Regions from separate parts of the Homo sapiens genome. Here region 2 is linked to region 1. A link is a loop called in an ENCODE intact Hi-C map of the cell type or tissue named here. Cell type or tissue: heart right ventricle. All regions are shown on one strand. Links, peaks and the distances in the headings refer to the core of each region. The heading gives the core; the rest is flanking DNA.

What was found. Hi-C counts contacts between places; a loop is a spot of excess contacts. Peaks named below come from ENCODE experiments on the same cell type or tissue, not always from the same donor. Only the 100,000 strongest peaks of a DNase experiment are listed, where the experiment ranks them.
Region 2: it touches region 1 in a loop (2.2-fold over the local background); 1 of 110 quality-filtered maps calls a loop at or near these places.

Annotation. Positions count from the first base shown.
Region 1 is chr16:79,568,157-79,574,207 of GRCh38, forward strand. It overlaps a transcript of MAF not described here. Among named protein-coding and RNA genes, the nearest start is that of MAF, 30 kb to the right of the region's middle. In heart right ventricle, for the core only: no CTCF peak of the experiment used is centred there; a DNase peak (open chromatin) is centred at 3,086; H3K4me3 peaks cover 806 bases; H3K27ac peaks cover 719 bases; H3K27me3 peaks cover 574 bases.
Region 2 is chr16:79,326,490-79,332,540 of GRCh38, forward strand. It overlaps a transcript of MAF not described here. Among named protein-coding and RNA genes, the nearest start is that of MAF, 270 kb to the right of the region's middle. RefSeq lists an enhancer at 1,718-2,593. In heart right ventricle, for the core only: no CTCF peak of the experiment used is centred there; a DNase peak (open chromatin) is centred at 2,579; H3K27ac peaks cover 368 bases; H3K27me3 peaks cover 689 bases.

The sequences.
Region 1 (6,051 bases), core at 1,880-4,379:
CCATTTTGCATGCAGATTAGAGAAAGGGCATTTTACCTCTGCGGCTGTAGTTCAGATAGGAGCTGGAAGCTCTGCAAAGGAAGTCTGGCAGGGATGGGTGTCTGTGGATGGCCCCTAATGGTCCCTGGTGTCTTCCACTGGGTTCCTGTTGTAACTCACAAGATGACCCACAGGCTTATTAAGAGCCCAGGTGTTGGAATCAGACAGACCTGGGTTCAAATTCCTGTTCTATCTGGAAAATGGGAAGGCCTGTAGGGAGCCTTCCTAATTCATTTATTGCCTTGAGACATGTCTACCTCATGGTAGGTGAGTCTGAAGGTCTTTTATCTTCTCAACATTTCACTTCACCAAATTCTCATTAAAACAGGCATACACTGAGGCTAGAAACATGAGGTAAAAATTAAACATCAGGTTTTTTAGTGGCCACATGCACTTGAGCACTGTTGGAGATATCATCCGGTTTCTGAGTCTTGGATCTGGCCTGCAATACTAAATAGTTGCTGTTATTTTTGCTGCTGTTCCTGAGTCCTTGCCACCTGAAAACTAGAAATTTGCTGCCTTTCCACCTTTTAGTGGACCTACAAATTGAGAAGTAGTAAGTGAGCATCTTGAACCCTTCAAGACAACCTTCAGAATCAAGGCCTGTGTAAACATCTAACAGAAATGGCAATAATAGATCATGTTTACTGAGCACTTCTAGGGGCTTTACGTAGATTATCTCCTTTAATCCTTACAAGCATTCTTCAGAACACTGAGTCTGTTACTGTGCCCATTTTACAGATGAGAAGAACAGATCCAAAGAGGTTAAGCCCCCTCATGCAAGTTTATGTCACTAAATTAGTCAGCTAGAAGGTTAAGCATGTCTACCATGTACTGAGCACTTCCTGCCTAAGTCCCTGCAGGATCTCATTCATTCGTAGCAACAATCTAGAAAGACAGGTCTCACTATTCCCACTTCACCTAGGAAGCCAAACAGCCTCAGAGAGTTTAAACCAGAGTTTCTCAGTCCCAGCATAATTGACATCGAGGGTCGGATAACGCTTTGTGGGAGGGTCTTCCCTGTGCATTGTAGAATGTTTAGCATTATCCCTCGTCTCAACCTCACTGGAGGCCAGTGGCCCCCCTGCCTTGAGTCTTGGCAACCAAAAATGCCTTCAGACATTGCCAAATGTCCCTGGAGGAGCAGCATCCTCCAGTTGAGACCCATTGCTTTAAACAGGTGAGTTTCTCTGGATGGCAGCTGCAGAGCTGGGGATGGGATGTGGTCTTTAACTCCTCTATCAGATTGTTTTCCAAATCCTGCTTTAGTTACTGAAGGCAGAGGTTCTCAAGTGCTCAAATGTGGTCCCTGTTCCAATATCACCTGGAAACAGGTTTGAAACGTAATTCTCAGGCTCTACACTCAGACTGCCTGAATCGGAAACTCGGGGTGAGGCCATGCAATGTGTGATTCTGATGTTCACTGAAGTTTAGAACTCGTGCCTTAGAACAGTGCTTCTTAGCCTTAGCTACACAGTACAGTCACCCAGGGAGCTTTGAAAAAATTATTGATGCCTGGGTACCACCCCAGGATTATTTAATTGATCTGGGCTGGGGAATAGGCATTTGTATTTGAAAAGCTTTTCAGATGATTTTCACAAGTGACCAATGTTAGGAACCACCAACCTAGAGGGAGCTGTCCCCGGCTCTTAGGGAGGCAGGGGTCAAAGTAAAACAAGTTAAATACAAACAATTGACGTTGGCTTCATGATCCATCAGCTGGAATCCGGGAGGGATGCAGCAAAGACCAGGTGGTGGGATCCTTTGCTGTCAGCTTCAAACCACAGCCCCCAAAGCCCCACTCCTGTCTTTGTTCTTTTTTTTTTTTTTTTTTTGGATCTTTCTTCCATTGATTTATCTAAATTTCTTCAGCTGTTTGGAAGCTATTTATTTAGACTCTACACCAGCTCAAAAGGTTAAGAAAGCCATTAAATTGACAGGTTGATGCTTTTCATGCTGTTGGACATATCTGCAAGGTAAAGGAATTATTGCTTTGGATGGAAATAAGATTTACCTTTCTTTCTAACACTACCTAAGCATCCTTCTGGGCTCTGCCTAATCTAACCCCTCCCTCCAGCCCTGGCCTTCCAAAATGTCCTGTTATCCCCCCATCCCTCCTCAGCTCTTTGCTGGCCTATCTTCTCCCCAGTCTTTCAGATTCCAAAGCCATTTCCTTATTAACCCAGCCATGTTCCCTCCTATCCTATTCCCTATAGCCCTGGAGCATCCTATCACTTCTTCCTGGGTATCCATAACCTCTCCATTTTCCAAGATCTTTCTTTGACATCTCCAGCCCACAGCCATCTCTAACTTCTCTGCTTAGTTTGTGCTTACCACCAGACTAGCAATAGCAGATATACATTTGATACTCCTGTGTTGAAATCGTTCATCTGGGAAGCTCACGCAATGGTGTGCCGCTAGGTGTTTAACAACTGGCTCTATGGGTGGGTCAGGATAAGGAAACGGGCTCTGATTTTACAGCATTTGTATTCCCTTCTGCAAATATTCCCACGATGGCCAATTTCATGCTACCAGTGTAAAGTCCCCAGATGTGGAATTGAGAAGATACAATACAACTGGTCCTTCTGAGCCCATGCCTATGGGCATACTACTGACAGTCAATCCAGCAAACATTTACTGGGAATATGTTCTGTGCGAGTTTCTGTGCTAAATGCTGAGCGTAAGGAGGAAAAGAGCAGCCAGCTGGTATTGGCACTTAACAGATGCCGCCTGGGTTCCTTCATTTAACCTGTATAAGAATTCCATCAGATCTGTTCTAGCATTCTCATCTGAAAGGTGAGGAAACCAAGCGTCTATAGAGGGAAAGTGACTTTCCCAAAGTCACAAAGCTAGAAAGGTCTGGCACTGATGACTGTGTAGTTTGCTCCACCCTGAGGAATCCCCACATTTCCAGTTAAAAAAAAAAAAAAAGTGATCCTTTGCTACATCCAAGACTGTCTGAGCTGACATTTCCTTAGAGAGAAGTACATCTCATAGATATTCAAATTTGGCTGCATAGAACTTAGTGTCCCAGGGGGATGAGCGGGAGGGAGGAAGGTCTAAGAACTTGAAGAATCAGCTCCACCCTCAGTGGCTTCCAACTTCTCTTTTACATAGTGATCCCAGATACACTTTCATTTTCCAAAACGGCTCCTCTGCAGAAACAAAACAAAATAAAACCGGTATGAAAACGTCTGATTCATGCCAAATCCCTAAATTTATGGAGGTGGTAACTGAAGCCCAGGGAGCTTCTAGTGGTCATTTCCACCACTCCATAATTCTTTCTAGCCTGGTGCAGTATTAGCATACTACAAGAAAAAAACATCTCAGCGGAATTTTTTTTTTTTTTTTTTTTTTTTACAAATGCACCAAAGCCCAGTACTTCCCCATAAAATGGGAAACTGTTAAGGCAAAATTTTAAGCATGCCAAGAACTGCATCCTGTAGGCCAAACGTAGTGGGTTCAAATCTCTCTATCCTCTGCTCTCCTAGGTTCAGGCAGGATAGATCTACAGGTCTACAAGGTTTCCAGCCTTGGCATCACCAGCTTCTCTTAACCCAGTCAAATCTAGATTCACGAAGGAGCTCCAACTGGACCCATGCTGGAAATGCTTTTCAGCCACGTTGAACAAAACATGTTTTACATCATTTCTTTGCAGGAAGTTTTGTCCCTGCTTCCAGGACTTCCCCCAAGTGCAACAAGGTCAAAGAATTAGAACTGCAAAATCTCCCCCTTTCTTTGCCAGCCCCTGCCCCTGCCTGACTCACTCTTCATTTTCCTTCTCCTAAGAAAAGACTATGACTGCATTGGTGTATTTTAAGATATAACTCACAAATTAAAAACTGAAAGAAGAAACACATTTTTCTGTCAATGGCTTAAGGGGATTCCACCTCTAAGCTGCTGCTAAAGCTTTTTCAGTCTTTTTTACATTTGTAGCATTTTGGAGCAATTTGCTGGAGTCAAAGAAAACAGTGAAATTTCCACAACCAACTTCAAAGCCCCCAAATCCTGTATCGGTGGAGGGGAGTCTGGTAGCAACACCACAGGGGCCGTTTTTCAAAGAGGTGTGTGGAGGGACGTGCCAGGCATTTTTGCCCTGCATCTGCGATTGATGTTAATGGCAGGCACGTGACCAAATCCCCATGTAGTTCTTTGAAAAATGCCCCTCCCTTTCTTCCCCCAACACTTTTGGCTGTGACAATGCAGATGATACAGAAAAATCCTAGAACAGAGGAACCGCTGCCACAGCTCAATGAACAATACCGGCCTTAATTCAATTAACGCACATACGTCTCTTTTATCTGGTGGAGAGCTCAGAGCAAATTCAGGTTGATCAGGAGGAGGGGCTACCTGGACGGTTTCACATTTGAAAATGTTTTGCATTTGAAAAATGAATTCTAGGCAGAAGTGGCTTCAGAGGAGGGAAACATGCCAAATGCCAGGCACTGACCACTTTAGTTCATTCCTCTCTTGAGTTTCAGCCTCCTGTTTTCACGCCTTATTTGGCCTGACCTTCGAATTTCTTCTTGATCTGCGCCCTGTCTACCCATCTTGGCTTGTGTCCGAGGCAATCCTTCCTCCCCAACTCACACACATAAACACACTGTTTATTCCAGCTATATCCAAAGTGCTGTATTGAATTAAAATTCCCAAACATGAAATGTGTATAAAAAGGTGTTATGTCTGTGAATAGTCTGTGCTATAAGATGCTATAAATATTAGCTGCTTAAGAGGTTACCCAATTTAAATGCTCACAATGGTGTATGGAGACTGCCAATCATTCTATGTTCTAGCCAAAAGAAAATATCATTATTATGTGGTTGTGAGGAAGGTTGAACATTGTTTCATAATGTTATTGGCCATTCATGTGTATTTTTTTTCCCCAAAAACTGTCCATTCTTCTCTGGACATTTTCCTATTAGGTCATTTATCTTCTTATGGATTTCCAGGAGCTATTTATATTAAGGAAATTAGGTTTTTGACTATCTTGTGGTTGCAACTTTCCCCACTTAGTGTTTTCATATTTTTGTTGTGTTTTTGTTTTGTTGTGCTTTTGCTCTGCATAAGTTTTAAATGCTTATGTCATCAAACTTACCGAGCCTTTGCTTTACAGCATTTGGGTTTTACATCAGGCTAAGGAAAATCTTCCATATCCCAGATTAAAAATCTAGGTTGCTTTTGATACTTTTGAAGCTTTTGTTTTTATGCATGGTGTTTACAAAATGGTTACACCCCTCCTGTTCACCTCATAAACCCATGTTTGAAAAATTCCCCGCCCTTTCTTCCCCCATATCTTCTGGAAAGCATTGATCAAACAGGACCAGCATTTATGTTTTTAACTGTCTTAATCAATAATAAATCTTGAAAGCAAGAATGCGTTTTATTTGTTTCTATATCCTCAGCACCATGTTCATTTTCTACTGTATAGGTAATACACAATAGATATTTGTTCAATGAAATCTTAAAATAATTAAAGCTTAATAACTTTGACAACAAACCAGTCAGAGAAAAAAAGACGAACTTTCTAATATATGTCCAAAGAAGAACATTAAGTAATAGCACTAGTGCAGACTACATTTAACAGGCTGTCCAGGAAAGGAAACTTAGTCTGCAAAAGTGACAAGGAAATGTCAGGCTAGGGGTCTTTTGAAAACCTAGAACAAAGTTAAGAGAATAACTTCTAATTTTGACAGATTGCAAAGATGTCATCTTGGTCATTTCACAAACTTTTACCAGGCTCTTATCTCCCGTTCGTTTGCCTGTTTGTGTACCTAATTGCTTATTCAGGTATACCGTGCCGCATTCTGGAAAGGATCTGAGACAGCTACTATGTGCTACTCACCGATACAGGGCTGTGTTGGACACAAAAATAAATGAGGCGTGAACTTCACGCTCACAGAGTTTAGCGTCCAAGAGGAGATGAGAAATTTAAAACGTAATTGTCTTACAAGGCAGAGTGAAGAGTGCCTTTGGAGCAGGCCCACTTTTGTGTGGTTTAATACTATGCTTTAG
Region 2 (6,051 bases), core at 1,227-3,726, 240 kb before region 1:
ACATTTTATACACTTCAACAGACGTGAGCACGACATTAAATTTTCTACACCCTAAATTAGTTTTAGAGACAGTAAACTAGGGCAGGGCTTGGAAAACTTGTTCTGTAAAAGGCCAGATAACAAATATTTTAGGCTCTGTAGATCACATACGGTTTCTGTTGCAACTGTTTAACTCTGCAGTTCCAGCAGGAAAGCAGCCACAGGAGTATGTAAATGCAGGAGCATGGCTGTGTTCCAATAAAACTTTATTTACAAAAGTGGATGAAGGCTGCATTTGGCATGCAGGCTATCGTTTGCTGACTCCTGACCTAGGGTGCTGAGAAAATTGGCAAATATCACCAGTAATTCTTGAGGCATCCAGAGACACAGGGTAGTATCTGGGAGCCTCTGAACAGGAAATGAATAGATTTTCAGAAAAGAGAAACGCAGATGAAGGATTCCAGATGGGATAAGCTGGATTTTGGTCCTGAGGCTGAGAATACCTTGCCCAAGGCAATTCATAACGTCCTAGCAGCTGTGGGGTTTGGACCCCGGCATTCTGGCCTCACAGTCTGCATACTGAACTACTGTACTTCACAGCCCCAGCCCAGAACAGGGGGTGGCATGCAGTACAGGGGAAATCTCTGGGTGTGAAGCAAAAGTGGATTGGATTTTTAAATTGTAAAAAGGTTTTTAAAAGCCTGCTTTCTAAAGAATGGCTTGGGGCAGGGGCTTTAGGGGGAAAACAGGGAGACCAGTTCGGTAGTGCCTGTGGTGGAGGGTATAGAACTAGTTCCCAGGCTTGGCACAACCCCTGACTTCTTGTACACATTCCCGTTTTCTGGGTAGTTCTCTCACAATGACATTTATTATCATATGGCCTTTGTTATCAGAGTTGTGCTTTATATTCTTAAAGCGCTTTTGCTCTTTGATGTACCTATTTTCTCATTGATAGTCTCTCTTGGAGGCAGATGGGTCTGGGGATGGCAGTGTCCATGCACGGACAAAGCCATGAGTTATTATAAGACAAGAGATAAAGCTGCAAGGTATTGATTTGACAAGGTCACATAGCTAGCTTTTGGAAAAACTTGCTATAGGTGAGTCAGCTCCACCCAGGGTGGCCCAAAAGTAACTAAGGTGGAAATAGTGTTTTTCTGGCTATCATTAAGCGTTCTCTCTCTCTATCCAAATGATACACATTTTTGTTCATCGTCATAATGTTGCTTGACAAGCCTCGTACTGTCGCAGGGACTGTGCCACAAGTGCTGACCGCTTTATCTCTTTTAATCTTCACAAGTCCCTGAGGAAGATACTCTTAGAAGCTGATCTTATAAAGGAGGAAACTGAAGCCCTGTCATTGACAAACAGGCATTTGCAATAACATTCATTCCTATGTAAATATCCTTTACAGAGTGTTCTTTCCATCACCATTTGATCGCCAGAAAATCCTGCTAGGTGCCAACCAGACTTACGTGCAAACCTTAGCTTTGCTGTTTCCTTAATGCATGATAACCTGAACAAACTCCTGAAATTCCCTTGAGCCTCAATTTCCTTCTCTGTGCAATGGGCATAAGAATTCCCAACCCTGTGAGTTGTAAGGATTAAGTGAAATAGCAAAAGTTGCTTTCATCCCTGCAGCATGCATTAAGAAAATCCTATGGAAGTGATTAGCACCTGACATAGGGTAGGTGCCTAGTAATATATTGCCGCCCTGGGAGTCTCTTATTTTTTCTTCGCTTATTTTCAGAGGGCATTGCCTGGCCAATATCATCCTCATTATATATAAGCTCAAACAAGTGCAAATCAGAGCTCCTTTTTTTTTAAAAAAAGAAATCAGGTTCTGCATTTGGAAGAGCCTAGAGACAAGGAAATGCAACTTGAGGCATTTAGGGCAACTCCAATTTTGGGGGCCACTTGGTTGTGCTGGAGAGGGAAACAGGGGCAAAAGGAGAATTTGAAATCCCCACAGGTTCCTGGGAAACAATGGAAGTCACAGGGTGGGGCCCTTGCATGAGAATACATTCTTTTGATTTTGTTTTGTCTTTCTGATTGGCTGCCAGTTTCTTAATGCAATATGAGAGCAAGAGGGAGCTAATTCTCTTCAGAGCCTAAAATCCCTCGAGCCGAGCTGGCACTTGAACGAAGACAAAGCTTATTGAGATTGGGCAGGGAAGTTGTCACTGTGTGATTTGGGAGTCTTTCATTTGGCCAATATAACTCCATTAGATTTTGGAAGTGAACCCAGGTAGCAGGGAGGGTTCTGGAAGTAACATTCTCCAACCAGCTTGTAATTAAAATGGAACCCTTTGAAGAACTGGTCCTCTCTCAATTGCTCCAGCCTCTCTCTGTCAGATTGAATGCCAGGAAGCCGCTGCCTTAAGCTTTGGCTAGTTTTCTGCCAAGGCGTTTAACTCTCAGTTTTGTGTTGCTTGTATTAGTGCTAAGGGCATAACTGGGTGCAGAATCTGGTACATCATTGCATCTGTCATTGTGTCTGTCTTTAGCTCTTCCTAATAACCACAGCTCTGAAACATGAAGGAGCTGTTTTGCAAGCTGTATCTTTCACACCCGCCCCCACTCACTCCGCAACTTGCCCCCTTCCTTCTGTGATTTTTTTTTTTTTAACCCATGTTTCACTTCCCACATTCTGGTTCTTGTTCTTCCTGGAGAACGGGACCAGGCAAGAAACACCAGGGCACATTAGGTTAAAGGAAACCTTATTTCCCCCTCTCTGCTAGAAAAGTCAGAGCTCTCAGAGTTGAGTGATCTTCAAAACCCAGTTCCTTATAAGAAGGGGGCTGCCAGTGAGTGACTGAGAAATGGATGGTAATAATCCGACTCTAGACCGACTAAACTGGAATTTGGAGAAGTGAGAGTTTGCATCAGTCTTTGCTTCCAGAAAGCTTTATATAGGAAGAAAGTGCCACGCAAATGAGATTTCACAACACCGGTATCTGGTAATTTTGGTTGCATTTCTTCTGGGTCCGTGGTGGAATTCACAGAGAAAAATGCAAGAGGGAAATTGTTGCATTGTAATCTGCTTTCCAAAATCTCCGTCTAGAGTCCCCCAAAATTAAAAAAACTGTACATTAAGCAACAAAGTGGAAAAAAGACATTATCCAGAAATATGATGGAAGTGGTTCATATCAGTCACGGTGTCTTCCCCCATCTGAATAACCCTCTAAACACCCTTATCTCCCACACTGTGTTAGGAATGAGAGACATCTGTTCATCTTCTGTAAAGTGAAAATAAAGCATCTTAGAAAACTGTACTATTCTTATTGATCTATAGTATATAATCTAATTAAAACCAGTATGCCTTCTACTTAAATACAGCTTCAAAACAAATTCAAAACAAATTTAACATCTCTCTCTTCCAACTCGATTATCTTTCCTACTCACTTCCTACATGGAAATGTTGGTTATATGGTTAATATCCATACAGCATAAAGAACAGACACACCATACAATAAACATTAAGTCATCATAAAAAAAAAACAGCAAAAGACTATGGATTAGGAAATGAGCAACTAATCAATTGGCAAAAATTCAACCTTACTGATTATCAAAGAAATTTCAACGCACCATTTTTTACTAATCAAGTAGCAAGTCTATTTTCATACCGATTTATTCAAAGCAGGTAAAAGTATGGGCTGCAAAGGCTCTCATCCTCCTGCCATATCCCAAGAGGGCAAAGGTTATCTACACATGCCGCCTGCAATCCAATTTTATGGTTCAACATTCTTTATGCCCAGATCATTCCAAGCATAATTTGACGCTAGTGGGCATTTTGTTTTTGAGAACAAAATGTGTATGTGGTAGATATGTTAAGGAAACTAAAGCTCCAAACCCCCTCAGTTGTATAGACTTCTTTGGAGATGCCAGGAAAGGCTCTTGCAATTTTCTATTTCTAATTTTGTTAGCAATCCAAACATTTTATAAGCTCTGAGTCTTGGAAATCCAGGCCCACCTTTGAGCAGAGTTGGAGGAATGGTGAGAGCCGTACAGGAATGCTCTGGCCATGATCATGGCTGGTAGCCTGAAGTTAAATCCAAAGGGCTTAGAGGAAGCCAAGAGAGGAGATACTGGGCCACCCACAGGGTGGGGAGGAACACCAGTGGGGAAAGACAGAGGTCAAGGCAGAGCAACCTGTATTGAAGATGTTCTGTTAGTGATCAAAGGGAGAGGTAGTCATCAAAACAGCTCCCCTTCACTGAACAGCCAGAAGGTGCCACGCACAGTGCTTACAAATTTGAGGCATGAACTTGGAAATCTGGCTCAGCTCCTCTAAGCAGGAATTGCCCTCCTCGGTGTATAAGTCAGGAATGTGTGGCTTGCAGAGATGAAGGGACTGGCTCCTGGTCACCCAGTGCCTAGGCAGTTGGTTAAAAGTTAAACCTGGCCAGGCCTGCCTGACTCCAAAATTCCCATCCCTTCTGCAAAGCCACCTTCCTTATTGGACAAAATATTGCAAACCCCGGACATGAAGGCCAACCCTGTGAGTGGCGAACAATGGTAAGAAGCCATGTAAAGCTGTAAAACAAGGAGAAAAATGAACCTCTGGGCTCAGATGGGAAATGGCTTCAGATATTTCAAGAAACAAAGTGGGTTTGTTTGAGGATTGAAGCACCTCAGTTTCCCATTTATTCCTAACTCAGCAAGTGGATCCACAATGAAATCAAGTCCCTTAACAAATAGAGCTAATGCAGGCCTAATCCCACATGGAAGATGAAAAATGTGTCTTAATCTTTTGCCTGGCCTGGAAAACTAGACCTTGGAGTGTGTGTGACTGCCACTCCCATCAGTCAACATATACAGGCAGGAAGACTTGGGGTGAGGAACGGGGTGGTGTTGGATGAAATGGCTTCAGAGAAACCTTAAATGCCAGCTGGCCCCGCTTAGGGCATCAGAGTCATTCCAGCTGAACTGAAACAAGTATTTCTTAATCTCCTTCACCCTTCATGGCTTGGACTCCATCTACTAACTTTGAAGTTTGCCTTTCTTTCTTGATGTTATGGACTTGGTTTCCTCATCTGTAAAATGGATCAATACAGAACAGAAGGTTTCCAAGACATCCACCGCTCTTCTTACACGAGCCACCCGCATCTCTGGCCTGGACCATAGTCATACCTTCTACCCGCCTCCCTGTTTCCTCTGGGCTCCATACAAGAGCCACAGACATCCTTTAAATGGCTCAGGCACAGCATGGGTCTCCAGCTCTTGGAGAGTAAGATCTAGACTGCTATGGCTCCACATTTCCAGTGTCTTCCCTGGCCTCCTTTCTGCCCCCATCTCCTGCCACTGTGGCCTCATTCCCTCCATTCAGAACCCACACTCCTATCCCTTTTGCCTAGAATGCTCCTCCTCAGATGCCCACCTGGCTCCCTACTTCTCTGCTCTAAGCATGTCCTCAACAAAGAGGCCTTCCCTGACCAACCAGTACAGTGGCATCCTATCTCTATCATTCACTCGACTTTATTTTTTAAAAGTAACATTGCTGTTTGACTTTCCATAGACGTAAAAGTTAATTTGTTCATTACCTGACTTTAGAACATCTGCTCTAGGAGGGCAGAAACTTTGTTTTTGTTTTATTCCTAGAGGAGTCCTTAGCACATGTTAGGTACTCGATAAACATGTGTAGAATGAATTGTCAGACAAGAATAAAAATAAAAACTACTCTTGCTCCAACTCTGCCACTATTTATTGAATGCGTACCATTTACTAGGCACAAAACTGACGTGCTATCTATTCACTCACCTGTGCATATTATGTCATTTAATCCTAACTGCTACTGCCCCTAGGTAAGATTGTAAAAAATAAGCACAATAATAATAATATTTTTTTTTTCTTGAGATGGAGTCTTGCTCTGTTGTCCAGCCTGGTGTGCAGTGGCGCTGTCACATCTCACCGCAAACTCCACCTCCTGGGTTCAAGCGATTCTCGTGCCTCAGCCTCCCGAGTAGCTGGGATTACAGGCGTGCACCACCATGCACAGCTAATTTTTGCATTTTTGTAGAGATAGAGTTTCGCCATGTTGGCCAGGCTGGCTTCAAACTCCTGACTTCAATGATC